Regions from separate parts of the Homo sapiens genome. Here region 2 is linked to region 1. The links are chromatin loops, found by intact Hi-C in ENCODE. Cell type or tissue: body of pancreas. All regions are shown on one strand. Links, peaks and the distances in the headings refer to the core of each region. The heading gives the core; the rest is flanking DNA.

Evidence for each region. Hi-C counts contacts between places; a loop is a spot of excess contacts. Peaks named below come from ENCODE experiments on the same cell type or tissue, not always from the same donor. Only the 100,000 strongest peaks of a DNase experiment are listed, where the experiment ranks them.
Region 2: it touches region 1 in a loop (2.7-fold over the local background); 55 of 110 quality-filtered maps call a loop at or near these places.

What each region holds. Positions count from the first base shown.
Region 1 is chr12:124,763,224-124,777,413 of GRCh38, forward strand. SCARB1 (scavenger receptor class B member 1) reads right to left here. Exons shown (of 13, transcript NM_005505.5): 13 at 13,633-14,190. Among named protein-coding and RNA genes, the nearest start is that of SCARB1, 94 kb to the right of the region's middle. RefSeq lists enhancers at 8,854-8,923, 11,045-11,204, 11,215-11,264, 11,325-11,484 and a silencer at 10,840-11,134. In body of pancreas, for the core only: a CTCF peak has its summit at 8,792 (motif pointing left); a DNase peak (open chromatin) is centred at 8,778.
Region 2 is chr12:124,358,393-124,360,892 of GRCh38, forward strand. All of the region lies in intron 24 of NCOR2 (nuclear receptor corepressor 2), which reads right to left. Among named protein-coding and RNA genes, the nearest start is that of MIR6880, 22 kb to the left of the region's middle. In body of pancreas, for the core only: a CTCF peak has its summit at 1,511; a DNase peak (open chromatin) is centred at 1,579; H3K27ac peaks cover 2,126 bases.

The sequences.
Region 1 (14,190 bases), core at 7,743-10,242:
CAAGTTACACACCTAAAAGGCAGAGGCAAATACCACCTCAAAACTGACAGACTGAGTCCTGGCCAAGACATGTTTCATTTGGCCCACATGGTATTTTTTTTTCTTGAGACATAGTCTTGCTTTGTTGCCCAGGCTGGAGTGCACTGGCGCAATCTCAGCTCACTGCAGCCTCGACCTCCTGGACTCAAGCCAACCTCCCGCCTCAGCCTCCCAAGTAGCTGGGACCACACGTGTGTACCACCACGCCCTGCTAATTTTTGTATTTTTTATAGAGACAGGGTTTCACCATGTTGCCCAGGCCAGTCTCGAACTCCTGGGCTCAAGCAATTCACCTGCCTCAGCCTCCCAAAGTGTTGGGATTACAAGCATGAGCCACTGCACTTGGCTGGCCCATATAGTATTATAATTGGAATTTGTTGCCAATAATTAAAACTCAGGAGATTTCACATTTTAAAAAACCACATTCTCTTCTTAAAAAAAAATAGACGATCTGGCAACATTGGTCTGCATTCCCTTGAGGCAGTAATCAGTTCTGCAATCACAGGAAGGCAGCCTGGGCCGGAGTGCAGAGGGAGGGGGTGTCATTACCCCAGAATCCAACACACAGAATGCCACTGTCTTTAACCACAGGTCTAACGCCTCACTTTCACACTTTAACATGTTTTCATCATGGTCTTAACAATAATGGTGTTGGCCGGGCACGGTGTCTCACATCTGTAATCCCAACACTTTGGGAGGCCAAGGTGGGTGGATTAATTGAGGCCAGGAGTTCGAGACCAGCCTGGCCAACATGGTGAAATCCCATCTCTACTAAAAATACAAAAAATTAGCCAGGTGTGGTGGTGCACACCAGTAATCCTAGCTACTCGGGAGGCTGAGACACAAGAAGAATAGCTTGAACCTGGGAGGCAGAGGTTGCAGTGAGCTGAGATCATGACACTGCACTCCAGCCTGGGTGACAGAATGAGACTCTTTCTCAAAATAATAATAATAATAATGGTGCCAACAGTGTACCTTTAAAAGTGATGAACAGGTGCCACTTTGGGGAGGTAAGGCATCAGCTGTTCCCACACCCACCCCCTTGATCTCTAGCCATGCTTGTGGGTAGGGCATGCCTTTACCCTATAGCCAGTCGCACAAACTACCCTACCACTCAATGAACAAGCACCTGGCCTGTTGGGCCTATTTACACTGCCTGCCCAGTTCTGTAAGCATTTGAACTTGCCTCCACTGATCCACATGCATCCCTCCATTTAAAAAAACTAGTTTTACACAATGTACGATAACCACACTACTCCCATGTGCAAGAACGCTCATGATGTGTTTGACAGTGGCACCTGCTGGTGATGTGTGGTATTACAGCTCAGCTCCACTAGACCTTGTAAATACTTAGCTAAACTGGGTCGTGGATGTTAGGGTTTGTTCCAAGAGTGCTTTATGACACATTTGAAAATCTTCCCAAACTATTTTCAACTGAAAGTGCATAAAATGTTTTTCTTAATGATCCTCATGAGAATCTGAAATTGATGGGGCAGGAATTAGAATTCCTGTTGGACAGAAGTGGACACAGGCACAGAGGGGTCAAAGTGACTTGCCTGAGGGACACAGTGAATCCAATCTTCTTCAGCACACAGCTCTAGCTTCCAAACCCTGCCATCTGCCTAATCTCCAAGGCTGACATCATGAAGGAAACTATGTCCTTCCCTCAAACAGCTGTTACTGCCACAGACAGAGAGACCACAGGGCCAAGCACACCACAGTGCATGACCAGAGATGCCAGTGTTTAATCTCAGAGTCCCTGTTCCCTGAAATGGAAGAAATTCCTGTGGCCCAGAAAAGAACAGATGAGGCTGGTCATAGAAGCAGAGGGAAAATCCCAGAGACCAGAAGGGTGTTGCACAGTTCTGAGAAACCACTGCAGGCCCAACCACAAGCCTCAGGCTTAATACCTTCCATGCCAAGTTGTTCCAGTCCATCTGCAGAGATGTTTTCCCAGGGGAGTGGAAGTCCCATTTTGCAATGGAAGCTGAGGAGGTAAGTGAGATCTGGTTTGCAGAAACATGTGCATCATGGCCAATGTTGCTCAAACATCTGTTCCTGAAAGGGGGAAGAAAAAAAAAAGCTCCCTCTTAAAAGCCTCCCTCTGCCTCAGTCGAGGACTTCTAAATGCTATGAAGTTTGCTAGGGCTAAGGCTTCATGGCAAACGTGTTGTGAAATCTGGAAACACTCATGACTCCAGAGATATTTGGCCTTTATGCTCAGACCCTCCATCCAGCCTAGCTCCCAAGACTTCAGAGAGGAAAGTCAGAGAAACAGCCCCCACCAGGGCAGTGCACCTTATTCTTCCCTCAGCCAAACCTCCAGGCTTCTCCCTCCCAGTTCTCCTGCCCTCTCTTTCCTGTTTTGTTGTGGGTTTCGGAGATCCAAGCACTATTTTTAGACATGTTTATTCTTACTCCTCTTCTTCCCCTCCCATTCTTGACCTCTCTGGAATGAGCCTGGATGCTCCCCTGCCAGGGGCTTTTCTGGAGTGATTGGACACATGCTTGGTATGCGGGGGGCCTCTTTCTAGATGGAGCTGGGACTGGATTTGGGGGAAATGAGCCTTGCAACCTCCTTTCCTCTCCCAGGCTCCTCAGAAGCTCTAGAGCCAGGACCTGTGTGCATTCATTGCCTTTGCCTGGAAATTATGTTTCTTGAAGCTGGGTTCCCAAGTTGAGTTTCACTTGGGATAAGGGATAAGATAAAGTGGGATGCCTCAGCCAGCACCCACAGCAAGCTCTGGTTCCCAGTCAATGAGGAGGTATGCAGAGTAGCTGATAAGCATGTATGCCCCCCAACCAGTGGCCAATATTCATATCCAGACTCCGATCCTTTCCAGCCATAAGACCTTGGACAATGACCTCGCCTCTCTGTGCCTCAGTTTCCTCATCTGTAAAATGAAGATGATGATGATAACAGCACTCGCCTGGGTTATGATGAAAACTAAGTGAGCATATGCCAAGGGTTTAAAATAGTGCACGGCACTCAGAAAGATTCAATGAATGCTAGCAACAGTCTGTTCCAGGAGAGCAAGCCAGGATGCCAGAGCTGAGCTTGCCTGACTGGGCTGGGAGTGGCCGGCATTGAGATTTTCTTTTTTTTTCTTTTCTTTTCTTTTTTTTGAGACAGAGTCTCACTCTGTCGCACAGGCTGGAGTGCAGTGGCACAATCTCAGCTCACTGCAACCTCCACCTCCCGGGTTCCAGTGATTCTCCTGCCTCAGCCTACCCAGTATCTGGGATTACAGGTGCTCACCACCATGCCCAGCTAATTTTTGTATTTTTAGTAGAGACAAGGTTTCACCATGTTGGCCAGGCTGGTCTTGAACCCCTGGCCTCAGGTGATCTGCCCACCCCGGCCTCCCAAAGTGCCGGGATTAGGGGTGTGAGCCACCGCGCCTGGCCCAGTGTTGAGATTTTATATCTTCTGGGCATCTGAGGTTTGGATCAGGATTGCCCATCCCTGGGAGACCACAGCCAGCCATTTGGCCTGGACTCTGAGTTCACAAAAACACCACAAATCAGATTTTGGAGAAGATCTTGAATGTACTGTCCTAGAGCCCCACACCACCAAGATTAAAAGAACTGTGATAATTTCCCCTTTCTAAATCCTGCCCTCTCTGGACATGGTTCATTAAGAATTTTGCAAGCCTTGTAACTTCACAAAAATATATTGCATGACTATTTCATGTATGGAAGCTGTTAAATTTTTACATGTAAACATACAAGAGAACATAGTTCTTGCAGCCTTAGTTCATCAGTTTTTCATTTTTTATCTTTGCTATGTCCAGAGCCTCAAACAACAGACGTTTCCCAGCCCCTGGGACCGCCAGAGAGACCCGGGCTGCTGGGGCCTCCCTGAATCTGGGGCCGCCCTGAAGGCTGGACCCACAGCGCCCCCTGGCGGCCACAATCCGCACGTGCAGCCTCTGGCAGGCCCTGGGCAGGTCTGCAGAACTCCCCTCCCGCAACCACATCCCCAGCCTCGCTACACCCCAGATCATTTATTCATTAACTCAGCAAAGACTGATTTGCATGCATGCCCATGGACCACGAACCCCACAGAACTCGGTGCCTGCCTTCAGCAGCGTAAAGTCTAAAGAGGGAGACAGCGCGACCAATTGCTCACACACACAAAAAAGATCCACCTTGCAAATATAGCCTCACCCCTCAGCCTCCGTCTTCCCATCTGTGAAATGGTCCCCTCAAGTCTCCCTGCTGTACAGGTCACTGGATAGCTCCATGAAACATGTGCTCCCCTGAGCATCAAAAGGGGCTGCTGTTATTTGTGCTGTTGCTACGTTGGGATTCCTGGTGGTGCTTTCTCTCTCTGGCCTCTCACATTCCAGATGCCCTGGGGGTGGGTGGACCGGGATAGGGGATGAATCCGGTGTGGGTGACACAACAACCTCAGTGTCCTGACTCCTCCCTCTGCAGCCCCCACAGGGAGTTCACAGCCATTCAATCCATGCTGAGCTAAGCCCGGGTCTGCACTGGGGGATCGGGGCCCTACTTGCTCCCAGCCCCACCTTCCTGCCTCCCTCCTCAGTTAGTGGCACCTCCCTCTGGCTCACACTTGTAATCTCAGCACTTTGGGAGGCAGAGGTGGGCCGATCGCTTGAGGCCAGGAGTTCGAGACCACCCTGGGCAACATAGTGTGACTCTCTTTCTAAAATAATAATAATAATAATAATAATAATAATAATAATAATTTAAAAATTAGCCAGGTGTCCTGGCATGTGCCTGTAGACCCAGCTACTCGGGAGGCTGAGGCAGGAGGATTACTTGAGCCCAGGAGGTCGAGGCTGCAGTGAGCTATGATCGCACGACTGCACTCAAGCCTGGGTGACAGAGACCCTGTCTCAAAAACAAATGAAAATGGCCTGGCGCGGTGGCTCATGCCTGTAATCCCAACACTTTGAGAGGCCGAGGCAGGCAGATCACAAGGTCAGGAGTTCGAGACCAGCCTGGCCAACATGGTGAAATCCCGTCTCTACTAAAAATACAAAAATCAGCCATGCATGATGGCGGGCGCCTGTGATCCCAGCTACTTGTGAGGCTGAGACAGGAGAATCGCTTGAACCCAGGAGGTGGAAGTTGCAGTAAGTAGAGATTGCACCACTGCACTCCAGCCTGGGCGACAGAGCGAGACTCTGTCTCAAAAAAGAAAACAAACAACAAACAAGCAAACAAAAACAAATGAAAACTAACAAACAAAAAGCAGCCCCTCCCTCCCCCTGGCCGTCAGGCTCAGACACTTGAGAGTCTCACTGGACGCGTCCTCACCCCTCCCTTCCCACATCCAGTTTAGCACCATGTTCTATGAGCTCCAGCCCCTAAAAATACACCCCGCATCTGTCCCTTCTTCATCCACTGCTCCGCCCTGGCCCAGGCCACCACCACCACCACCACCACCATCTGTCACCAGGAGGAGGGCCACTGCCTCCAGCCAGACCTCCAGCATCCACGCCTGCCCCCGCAGCCTCTCCCACAGCAGAAACAGCAAACGCAGCCCTCCCTGATGGAAAAATCTCCAGTGGTTTCCCACTGTACTTAAAATCCTAACTGCGAGGCCCCCCAGCTCTCCACCTCCATCTCCCTCCAACCCCCTCCCACTGTGATCGTGTAAAATATTTATTTGGTCTTCTGCCTTAAAATCCTTGGAATCTCCAAAGTGTTTAGTTTGCCAATGACTCACTGGTGGCCAGCAGCCCCTAGGCAGCTTCAGGATGGGGACTGGTCTCAGGAAAAACCAAGTCAGCGCTACAGGACTGGGACTTTCAGCCCAGTCCCCAACCTCCAGCAGTGAGGGGAGAGAGGCTGAAGGTCAAACTGATCACCAATGGCCTGTGGTTTAATCAATCATGCCCATGTATACAAAAACCATATACATATAGAGAAAGAATGAATAAGACCTACTATTTGATCCCACAACAGGGTGACTATAGTCAAGAATAACTTGATTGTATATTTTTAAATAACTGAAGGAGTGTAACTGGATTGTTTGTAACACAAAGGCTAAATGCTTGAAGGGGTGGATACGCCCTTCCCATGATGTGATTACGTCACATTGCATGCCTGTGTCAACACATCTCATGCACCCCACAACTGTATACACTTACTATGAACCTACAAAAATTAAACATTTAAAAATTTAAAATGATATAATTTTAAAAATTACGCCCACCTAATGAAGCCTCCATAAAAACTCAAGAGGACAGAGTTTTTGAGCATGGGAAGGCTCCTGGAGGGTGGTGTCCTGGAGAGCATGGCAGCTCCATGCCCCTTCCCCATGCCCTTTCCCCGTGCCCCTCCCCCATGCCTCTCCCTAGCATCTCTTCATCTGTATCCTTCTAACATCCTTTATAATAAATAAGCTCAGTGCTTCCCTGAGCCCTGTGAGCCGTTCTAACAAATTAATTGAACCCAAAGACAGGGTCGTGGGAACCCCAATTCACAGCTGGTCTGTGAGAAGCACAGGTGACACATCCCAGGGCTTGAGAGGGGCATCGGGAGTAAGGGGCCGCCCTGGGGTCTGAACCCTCGACCTGTGGGGTCTGACACTGCCTCCAGGTAGACAGCGGCAGAATTGAGTTGAATCAGAGGGCCCCCAGCTGGCATCCGCTGCAGAATTAGGTGTTCATTTGATCTGCTGTGGGGGGAGCCCCCCATATTTGGTCACAGAAGTCTTCTGTGTTGATTGTTGTGGGGTGAACAGAGGAGGAAAAGCAGTTTGCGTTTCTCCCACTCAGTCCCACTCTCTGGGCTCCAGCCACAGCGCACCGTTTCTGTTCTGCGTGTTGCTACCCCAGGCCCTTTGCACATGTACTTCCCGGTTCCTGGAGTGCTCTTCTCCAGATTCCCATGAAGCCTTCAGGAGTTGGCACTTCTCAGAGGAAACTTCCGGAAATGTGCTCTCATCTAAGCAGCCCCCCTGCCCAGCACCTCTTCTCCGGTGCACCCCCTGCTCTTCTTTCTATCCTGGCATCGTTGCTTCCCAGAGTGACCTTACTCATGTGTGACCTTACTTATGAGTGACCTTACTCATACGTGACCTTACTCATGCATTTACTCGCCAGCTGTCTCTCCCACTAGAAGGCAAGTTTGTGAGGGCAGGGAGCTTTCTAGCTTCGTCCAGCTTTGTTGTTGTTGTTTTTCTTTTCTTTTCTCTTCTTTTTTTTTTTTTTTTTTTTGAGATGGAGTCTCACTCTGTCGCCCAGGCTAGAGTGCAGTGGTGAGATCTCGGCTCACTGCAACCTCTGCTTCCAGGTTCAACCGATTCTTGTGGCTCAGCCTCCCACAGCTGGGATTACAGGCGTGTGCCACCACACCTGGCTAATTTTTGTATTTTTAGTAGAGATGGGGTTTCACTATGTTGCCCAGGCTGGTCTCAAACTCCTGACCTCAAGCAATCCGCCCACCTCGGCCTCCCAAGGGTGAGCCACTGCACCCGGTCACCTCTGTATTTCTGAAGCGGATACCCTTGGTGTTCTAAGCAGATCCAAATGAATCCTCTTTTTACTGTATTTGCACACCCCTGATTTTGGAGCATTTTTGTATCCAAAACCCAAGACCTGTTGGTCTGCCTTTGAGAGCTGTCCGTGACCCTGGGCTGCTAGAGTCCCCTTTGCCCTCCTGGGACACTCCCTGGCCAGGAATCTTGGTCTCAGTGTCTGCTTCTGGGGAACCTAACCCAAGCCGATTCGCAATAAATATGAGGGTGTGTGACACACAGTGAGCACCCAAACAGCATTTGCTGAATGAAGGAATGAACAAATCGACACAGACTTCTCAGAGCTTGACTCCCTCTCAGAGCCCAGCAAGTGCTCTGCACACAGTAGGTGTGTGATAAATGTTTGCTGGAGGCTCAGCATTTGAGAGCTTTCATAATCGTCCCAGGCTGTGTACAGAATGCTCACACATCCATTTCTTTTCTTTTCTTTTCTTTTCTTTTCTTTTCTTTTCTTTTCTTTTCTTTGAGATGGAGTCTCACTCTGTCACCCAGGCTGGAGTGCAGTGGGATGATCTCGGCTCACTACAACCTCCACCTCCTGGGTTCAAACGATTCTCGTGCCTCATCCTCCCGTCTAGCTGGGATTACAGGTGCCCGCCACTACACCCAGCTAATTTTTGTATTTTCAGTAGAGACGGTGTTTCACCATACTGCCCAGGCTGGTCTCGAACCCCTGGCCTCCCACAGTGCTGGGATTATAGGCGTGAGCCCCCGCGCCCAGCCCTCACACGTCCATTTCGATTCCACCCTTACAGGGGTTCTCAAAGATTCGTACACAGCAATCTTCACTCCCACCTCACGGCAGTCTCAGAGAGGTTATGAATTGCTCCAAGGCCACCCAGCAACTTGAGCAGAGCAGGGAGTAGCACGCAGGTACTGGGAGTAGCACGCAGGTACTGGGAGTAGCACGCAGGTACTGGGAGTAGCACGCTAAGGAGGAGCAGACATCGTGTGACCCTGGTCGCCCTGTTATAGGGTTGTCACTCTTGTTCCCAAGGCCCCAGAGAGAAAGGGTTAAGACCCCTTTGAAAATCTGAAGACTTGAGGAAATGCTTCCCAGAATAAAACGCCCAGACACACACGTAAAATACAATTTCTAGGGGTCACGGGTTTCCGAAGCCAGGCTGTGGACCACAGCTTCCCCAGTTTAAAATCAATCCACTCCGCTCCAGGAACCGGGTGATCCGCAGCCCCTCCCAGGCAGCAGCCTCTGGACCACCTGTGTGCACAGCTCGCCCCCCAGTGGCCGAGCTCGGAATCGTCCTGAAGTCTCGCGTGCTGCAGCCAGATTGCAGGGGATCGCGGATGGAGAGACAAGTCGGGGGGACTTTACCCCCAGGATGGGGAAAAGTCACCCACAATTCAAGCAAAGATGACCCTTGTGACAGATTAACATTTCAGGGCCGCTACCTGGAGAATGGACGGCTCGGGACACGCGTGGGAGCCGGGAGGCCAGTGGACCAGACTGGCAGAGCCTTCAGGTGAGACAGGATGGCTCCAGGGCAGGGGCTCGGACACAGGGTCCCTGGCCCTGGACCCACCCACGGGGCCGCCACCTCTTGAGCCCCACGCTGACCCCGAGAGGCATTGTTTTCAGCCGAGGACCACCGCCCTGGCCCACTCCATTCACTATCCACTTCACCCATCTCTCCTGGGTGACATCGCTGCAAAGCAGGAGACGTCCCTGCAAAGCAGATCTGAGTCACCTGCTTTAAAGGAGAGAACAGTAGGTCTCCAGAGAGGCTGTGTGACTTGTCCAGGGTCCCACAGCTAGTAAGTGGCAGAACTGTAAAGTTGTTTGAGAGGAAGGGCCGCCTCTGTCTGGTCCACAATTGCACCCCCTGTGCCTAGCGCGTAGTGAGCACTGGATAAGTATGTGTTGAAAGAATGGGTGTCCGCGTGAGCCAAGGAGTACTAAGGAATGTGAGTAACCGCCCCGGCCAAAAATATTCGTTTCCAGCACAAGGGCATGTACCGGGGTTTATGCTGCAGGTCCTTGGAGTTTGGGGTTACAGCAACTGGTGTCAGGACTTCTGGTATTCTAGAACATTCTAGTATCAACTGAGATACAAAGTGCCCCAGGAGTCCTGAGACAGGGAAGAACAGCAAGCAGGAGTGATGGGGGAGGGGTGCTTCCTGGAGGAGAGGGCATGGCTGGAATTGCGCCTTTGATGATGGCGAAGACTGAGAGAGGCAGAGAGGGGGGAAAAGGCCACGCAGGGGCGATGCAGGCCGAGCAGGAAGAAGGGTGCATGGGACACAATCATGGGATGGTGCAGAGATTGCAGGTAGCAGGCTGCTTCGAGGTACTGGGAGGAACGTCCTTAATAGTTAGGTATTTATTTTAATGGCGACTGGAAAACTATTACTTGCCCAAAGGACCCATAATTTCACAGATATGACTGCCTTCCTTTTAAAATAAAATTCTTTAAGAAAAAAAGTAAGCCAAATTAAATCAACATGGTAAGTAGTGGAGTCCCATCGTTGGCAGGGGCTGGCGCCTGAAGTGAAGGCATGAGAAGAAAGTCTCGCAGAGTCAAAGATGCTCAGAATCAGAGACACTGAAGCTCGACCGGGTGTCCCGAACCCCAGCCCTCCAGCTGTGGGGCAGGCGGTGCTTCCCTCCCTGAGCCCTGGCTAAGGTCGTTGGCTGGGCTTAAGACCAAGGATGTGTCCAAACGCACACCCTACAAAAAAATCAAACCTCACTCAGAAGCAAGATGTTCACCCAATGAGACACACGGGAGGCTAAGTCCCTCGGGAACACACACACACACACACACACACACACACACACACACACCCCACACACACACAAACACAAGAATGACTTAAGGGCCAGGGCAGTGGCTCATGCCTGTTATCCCAGCACTTTGGGAGGCCGAGGCGGGCGGATCGCTTGAGCCTGGGAGTTGGAGATCAGCCTGGGCGACACGGCGAAACCCCATCTTTACAAAAATATACAAAAAATTAGCCGGGTGTAGTGGCACAGGCCTATAATCCCACCTACTTGGGAGGCTGGCTGAGGTGAGAGGATCGCCTGAGCCTGGGAGGTTGAGGCTGCAGTGAGCAGTGATTGTGCCAGCCTAGGTGACAAAGTGAGACCCTGTCTCCAAAAAAAAAAAAAAAAAAAAAAAAAAACCGAATGCCTTCTGGGGCCTGTCTTTTTTTCTGTTTTATGAGCAGGTAGACTTGAATGCAAGAGTTAAAACTGTCTGTGATGTGTTGCATACACAGATTAAGTCAAAATCCTCACCGTGGCTATCAAATAACCAAAGCTGGCCTCAGCTTCCCAGAGGATCAGACATGGGGAGTTTGAAGGGAACCATCCTCGGGGCCTGGACTCTCTCCTGAGCTTGTCACTCGCCTGCCATTTCCCCGGGCAGGTCACAAGACCCCCCACCCCTCCACTCTACAGCCAACGGGCAAAGCCTCCCTGACCTCCAGCCCCAATCAGAGGGAACTTCCCGGACACAGGTTTCGAGAACCCATCTAAAGATTGGGTAAGAAATGCTTTTGCAAGCCGGTGGTTTCCACTTTGCTGCTTTCTACAAATTTGAAGAAAGGTCAAACGGACCTGTCTGCTGGGAGATCAGTGAGAATCGCTTCCAATGACAGATCGCCGTGTGACATTCGCATACTACCCAGAAGGAGTATAAGAATTCCACTCCCAGTGACTTCCTTATGAAAACAAGGCTTCTCTGCACTTGCAGGGACAAAGAATTGATGGTAAAAATTGGTTTCATTCTAGCAATACGTGACAGTCATTCACGGATACATGAATTAATTGGGGGTGGAGAGGAAGTCCCACTCATCTCAGGACAAGAAGTATTTCTAAGCAAATAAAAGCCACAATGAGAAACCACTACGAAGGGCTGAAGTTTTTTAAAACTGAAAACACCAAGATGCTGGTGAGGACGCAGAGCTGATGGGAATGCAGCCTGGTACAGCGACTGTGAAACTGGCAGTCCCCCAAAAGTGAAACGCAGAGCTCCAGTTTGACTCAGCAGCTCCACTCCGAGGTATACACCCCAGGGAAATGAACGTACGCCTTCACACACAAATCTGTACATGAACGTTCACAGCAGCTTTGTTCATAGTTGCTGATGTGGTTTGGCTGCGTCCCTGCCCAAATCTCATCTCGAATTGTAGTTCCCATAATTCCCATGTTGTGGGAGGGAGCCAGTGGGAGATCATTGAATCATACGGGCGGTTAACCCCATACTGTTCTCCTGGTGGTGAGTAAGTCTCACAAGATCTGATGGTTTGATCGGGGGTTTCCCCTTTCACTTGGCTCTCATTCTCTCTTCTCTGGTCCCATGTAAGACATGACTTTGCTTCTCCTTTGCCTTCCACCATGATTGTGAGGCCTCCCCAGCCATATGAACTGTGAGTTCATGAAACCTTTTTTCTTTAAAAGTTACCCAGTCTTGGGTATGTCTTTATCAGTGGCGTGAAAACCAACTAATGCAATTGCCAAAGGCTGCAACCACTCTACGTGTCCCTCAATAAGTGAACGGCTGAAAAGCACTGGTGTGTGCACCCCATGGAGTTCTGCTCAGCAGTGAAAAGAAAGGAACTATTGCTACACACAACAACAGGCATGCATCTAGAGACAGTGCTGAGTGAAGGAAGCCAGGCTCAGAGGGTTACAGGCTGTAGATCCCATTTAGAACATTCTGGAAAAGGTAAAAATAGCTAGTGGCCAAGGGCTAAGCATGGGGATGAGGGACTTCCCTACAAAGTGGGAGGAAGGCAGCACAGGTCGCAGGCTGGGTGCAGTGGCTCACGCCTCTAATCCCAGCACTTTGGTAGGTTGAGGTGGGACTAATGCTTGAAGCCAAAAGTTTGAGACCAGCCTGGGCAACAGAGCCAGACCCCCATCTCTACAAAAAAAAAATTAGCCAGGTGTGGTGGCACACATCTGTGGTCCCAGCTACTCGGAAGGCTAAGTCAGGAGGCTCTCCTGAGCCTGGGAGGTGAAGGCTGCAGTGAGTCAAGATTGAACCACTGCACTCTAGCCTGGGCAACAGAGCGAGACTCTGTCTCAAAAAAAAAAAAAAAAAAATTATGGGAGCCCACTGTAAAACAAACAAAAACAAAGGGAAGACATGAGGAAATCTTGGGGGATGATGAAATTGTTTTGTCTTGATTGTAGGGGTAATGACTCAACTCTATAAACATGTCAAAATTCATGGAATTGTACACACACTCACACACAACTCTAATCTGTAAATGAAAAAGATATATAAAATGCATACCAAAAGGACATGCATTCCAATAAAATTTTGCTACTTTGATATGTCACATAAAACATAGTAATATAGTTTTGACCAATTGTGTCCTGAGACTTGAAAGGCAATCCAGATGGTATAGGCTAAATGTTTGTGTTGACCCAAAATTCCTGTTGAAGCCCTAACCTCCAGTGTGGCTGTGTCTGGAGATGGGGCCTCTAAGAAAATAATTAAATGAGGCCCTGATCTGATAGCATCAGTGTCCTTATAAGAGACACCACAGAGCTCTCGCTCTCCCTCTCTCTTCCCCCTTTCACACCGAGGAAAGGCCATGTGAGGACACAGAGAAGGCGGCCGTCTGAAGCCAGGAAGAGACGCCTCACCAGAACCCAACCCTGCTGGAACCCTGGTCTCAGACTTCCAGCCTCCAGAGCTGTGAGAAATAAATGGTTTAAGCCACCTATTGATGGTATTTTTTCTTTTTGAGACAGTGTCTCACTCTGTCTCGCAGGCTGGAGTGCAGTGGCATGATCACAGCTCACTGCAGCCTCAACCTCTTGGCTTCCAGCAATCCTACCTCAGCCTCCTGAGTAGTTGGGACCACAGGCGCCCACCACCACGCCTGGCTAATTTTTGTATTTTTTTTGTATTGATGAGGGTCTCACCATATTACCCAGACTAGTCTTGAACTCCTGGCATCAAGCAATCCTCCGGTCTTGGCCTCCCACAGGGCTGGGATTACAGGCGTGTGCCACCACGCCCGGCCTTGATGGTATTTTGTTATGGCAGCCCCAGACCTAAAAAAATTTACCCTTGATGGTCACAAGAAATAAAAAAAAAAAGTTTGCTTCAACTTATATATTTATGTTGCAGGCAAGTATAGGAGTGATTAATAAAAGGCTTAAAAGCATCAAATATAAATATCATTTAGATAAAATTTTAGGAGGGAAGAAGAAAGGAAATACAAGTTTAAGGGGAAAAGGGCTAACATTTCTGACCATAAAAGAGCTTGTTCGTATATTCTTTGAAATGTTCGGCAGTGAATACCCTCTCCTCTCCTAGTTAGATCCCAGCGGGCACACTTAAATACTGATGAAATGGTCTCATATTCAAACATCAACGATGATGACAATCGGAGAAAATTCCATCCTTTGCAATGATCTACACTTAAGATGAGAACTTTTAGATGGCTCCAATCTGTTCTCTTACCCGCTTCTCTTCTTCACCATTTATGTAACGAGCAGAAAGCAAAGGCCTAGAACAACACGGGGCATGTCCTATGGGCACCAGGATTTGTAGATAAATGCACAGAAACACATCCAGGGGGCCCCATGCAAAAGTGGCAAAAGCGTCTGCACTGGGGGCTGTGGGATGGGACTCAGACCCTGCTGCTTCTAAACA
Region 2 (2,500 bases), core at 1-2,500, 410 kb before region 1:
CATGTGTGTGCGAGTGCATGGATGTGTGTGCGCCTGTGTGTGTGTGTTGTGGCGGGCAGTGGGGGGTTATAAGCCCAGACCCTCCAAGTAACAACCACAGCGTCAGCCTCAGTTTGCTGAGTGGTACTCAGCACAGGCACTGTGCTCAGCATCCCACGGCCTCCATGAGCCTCCGGTTAAGCTCACACAGAGACTGCTGCCAGACACATTTTACAGAGGGGAAACTGAGGTACAGACACACCAATGGGCTCATCTGAGTTCACCAGCAAATACTTAGCCGAGTCAGGATCAGAAGCCCACTGAGCCAGTGCAAGCAGCGGTTGTGCGCTGGCTGGCTGAGAAGCCAAGCTCAGGCAGGGCTACTTACCAGGCGGAGTGTGCAAAGGGCATTACCGAGAGGTCATGCTCTCTCAGGGCTCCACGGCTGACAGCAATGTAAGCGTGTTCACTCATTTATTCTCACAGCACCCTACAAGGAACTGACTGACTGTCCCCATTTCACAGACGGGAAAATGGAAGCCGAGAGGTTAAGCCACCTGGTCAAAGGCCCCAGCTAGCAAGTGGCAGATAGCGGCTTCGAACCCAGGCACTGGGGCTGCAGACCATGGCCTTAATCCAGACTGCTATGCCACATGGCCTGCGGCAGAGAAGCAATGATGGGTCCTAGATTTCAGGCCTGGGGAGATCCTGTAAACTCAGCGGGGCCCCGGGGCTCAGGCCTGGCTTCATGGCATCTTCCTGCTGGCCTCTCGCCCTTTGCTGAAATCTGTCCTCAGCTCTGAACCTCTCCCTGAGGACCAATCCTATGGAGAGATAACCGGCCAAGAAGTTGAGCAGAGACACAACTTGGGAATGACGGAGCCCTCTGGGTTCTGGGACAGGAATGGCAGGCAGGTGTCATCTATCACGCCGCCTCCAGATGAACAAAGGAGGTTCTGAGGGCCCATCAGGGTGTGACAGCGGAGGAGAGTGCTAAGATCAATTAATGATGCCTGCTGTGAGCAGAGCAGGTGGGCAAGAAGGCCTATGTACCAAATTGCCCCCAATTCTCTCCTTGAAGACTGTTTCCCCTGGACTTGTGCCCTGGCGAGGTGGGCAGCCCACAGGAGGCAGGGGGCACAGATGCAGGGGAATTCTCATTCTTAACCAGTCCCCAGTGGAGGCACCTGTACAGGGCCTGCCTCACATCTGGAGATCCTGCAAACGCCCTGGACCTGGCCCCTCTGGCTACCCAGCCCTGTAAGCCTCTGGTGCTTCCTCCAGCCCAGTTCCAGAGAGTTGGGAGAGAGAGGAGGGGAGCTGTTCGATGCTGGAAGGCAAACTGGGGCTAGGCCAGGCTGGGCGGGCGGCCGAGAGCCTGGAGAGACAACCTGTTCCTCCAGTTGGGCCCAGGGGGCCCCGAGGGACCTGCTTGGCTGAGCCGCTCTGTGTGGGAGCCAGGGGCAGAATAGGCTGGCTTCCTGAGAGACCAGAGAGGTAGCGCTGGGTGTCAAGTTCATGTGTGTCCCTGCGGGAGCTGAGCTGCAAGCCAGGCTGTGCAAGAAAGGCATGCAGGGCCTAACGCCAGGTGCACCGTCCCCACGGGGAATGAGGCCAGGAAACGGCACAGGCCCTGGCCACACCAACGGGCTGAGTGCCAGCCGCGGGAACTGCTGGCCGGTGGCTCCCTTTCTCCCAGGACAGGGGCCTGCGACCTGGCTCAGCAGGACCTGGCTGGCACCGTGCAGTTCCAGCCCTGATCAGATCTGACGCTGGCCAAAGCTGCTGGGGCCCCTGACATGGATACACAGCTCCTTCCCGGGCTGGCGCCCCAAACCTGCAACGTCTCCCAGAGCCACACCCTGGGCCGCACACTGTACCCTGGCCCCAGGTAGCCCAGCCCTGGTCATGGGGCATCCCAGTTCCAGCGAGACATCCCTGGCGTCATCCCCACACCGGGTTCAACGCCCCACTGGCTTTGCCTCCAAAACAAACTCCCGATGCGCCCTTCCTTCCACCTCCACGGCCACCTGTGCGGTTCAGGCAGCCTCTGTCGCCTGCCAAGAGCTGCGCTGTGACCTCCCGCTGCTGCCCTTGACTCAACAACGGCCAGACAGAGCTTTCCAAGATACAAATCAGATAACAAGCACCTCCTTCCCCTTCCGCAACACACGCTCACTTCAAATCCCTCCAGCAGCCCCTGCCACACCTGAGACAAAATCCACTGCCCGCTGTGGCCTGAGAGGCCCCACACAATCCGGTCCCCACTTCCCTCACTGTCCACCCGCCCACCCTTCCCTGGCCACAACCACCCCCGGCGACTCCTCACACACCCCGAGCGTGTTTCCACACCAGGGCCTTTCCCTGTGCTGTTCCCTCTGCCCGCAATGCCCACCCAGAGAGCTCCCACTGCGGGGCTGCTTCCCACTCCACAGGGTCCTTCCCGGAGCCGCTCTTCACTCAACCCGTTTTGTTTCTCATGGTGGATGAACGACTCTAAAACCATCTTGCTTCGTTACGT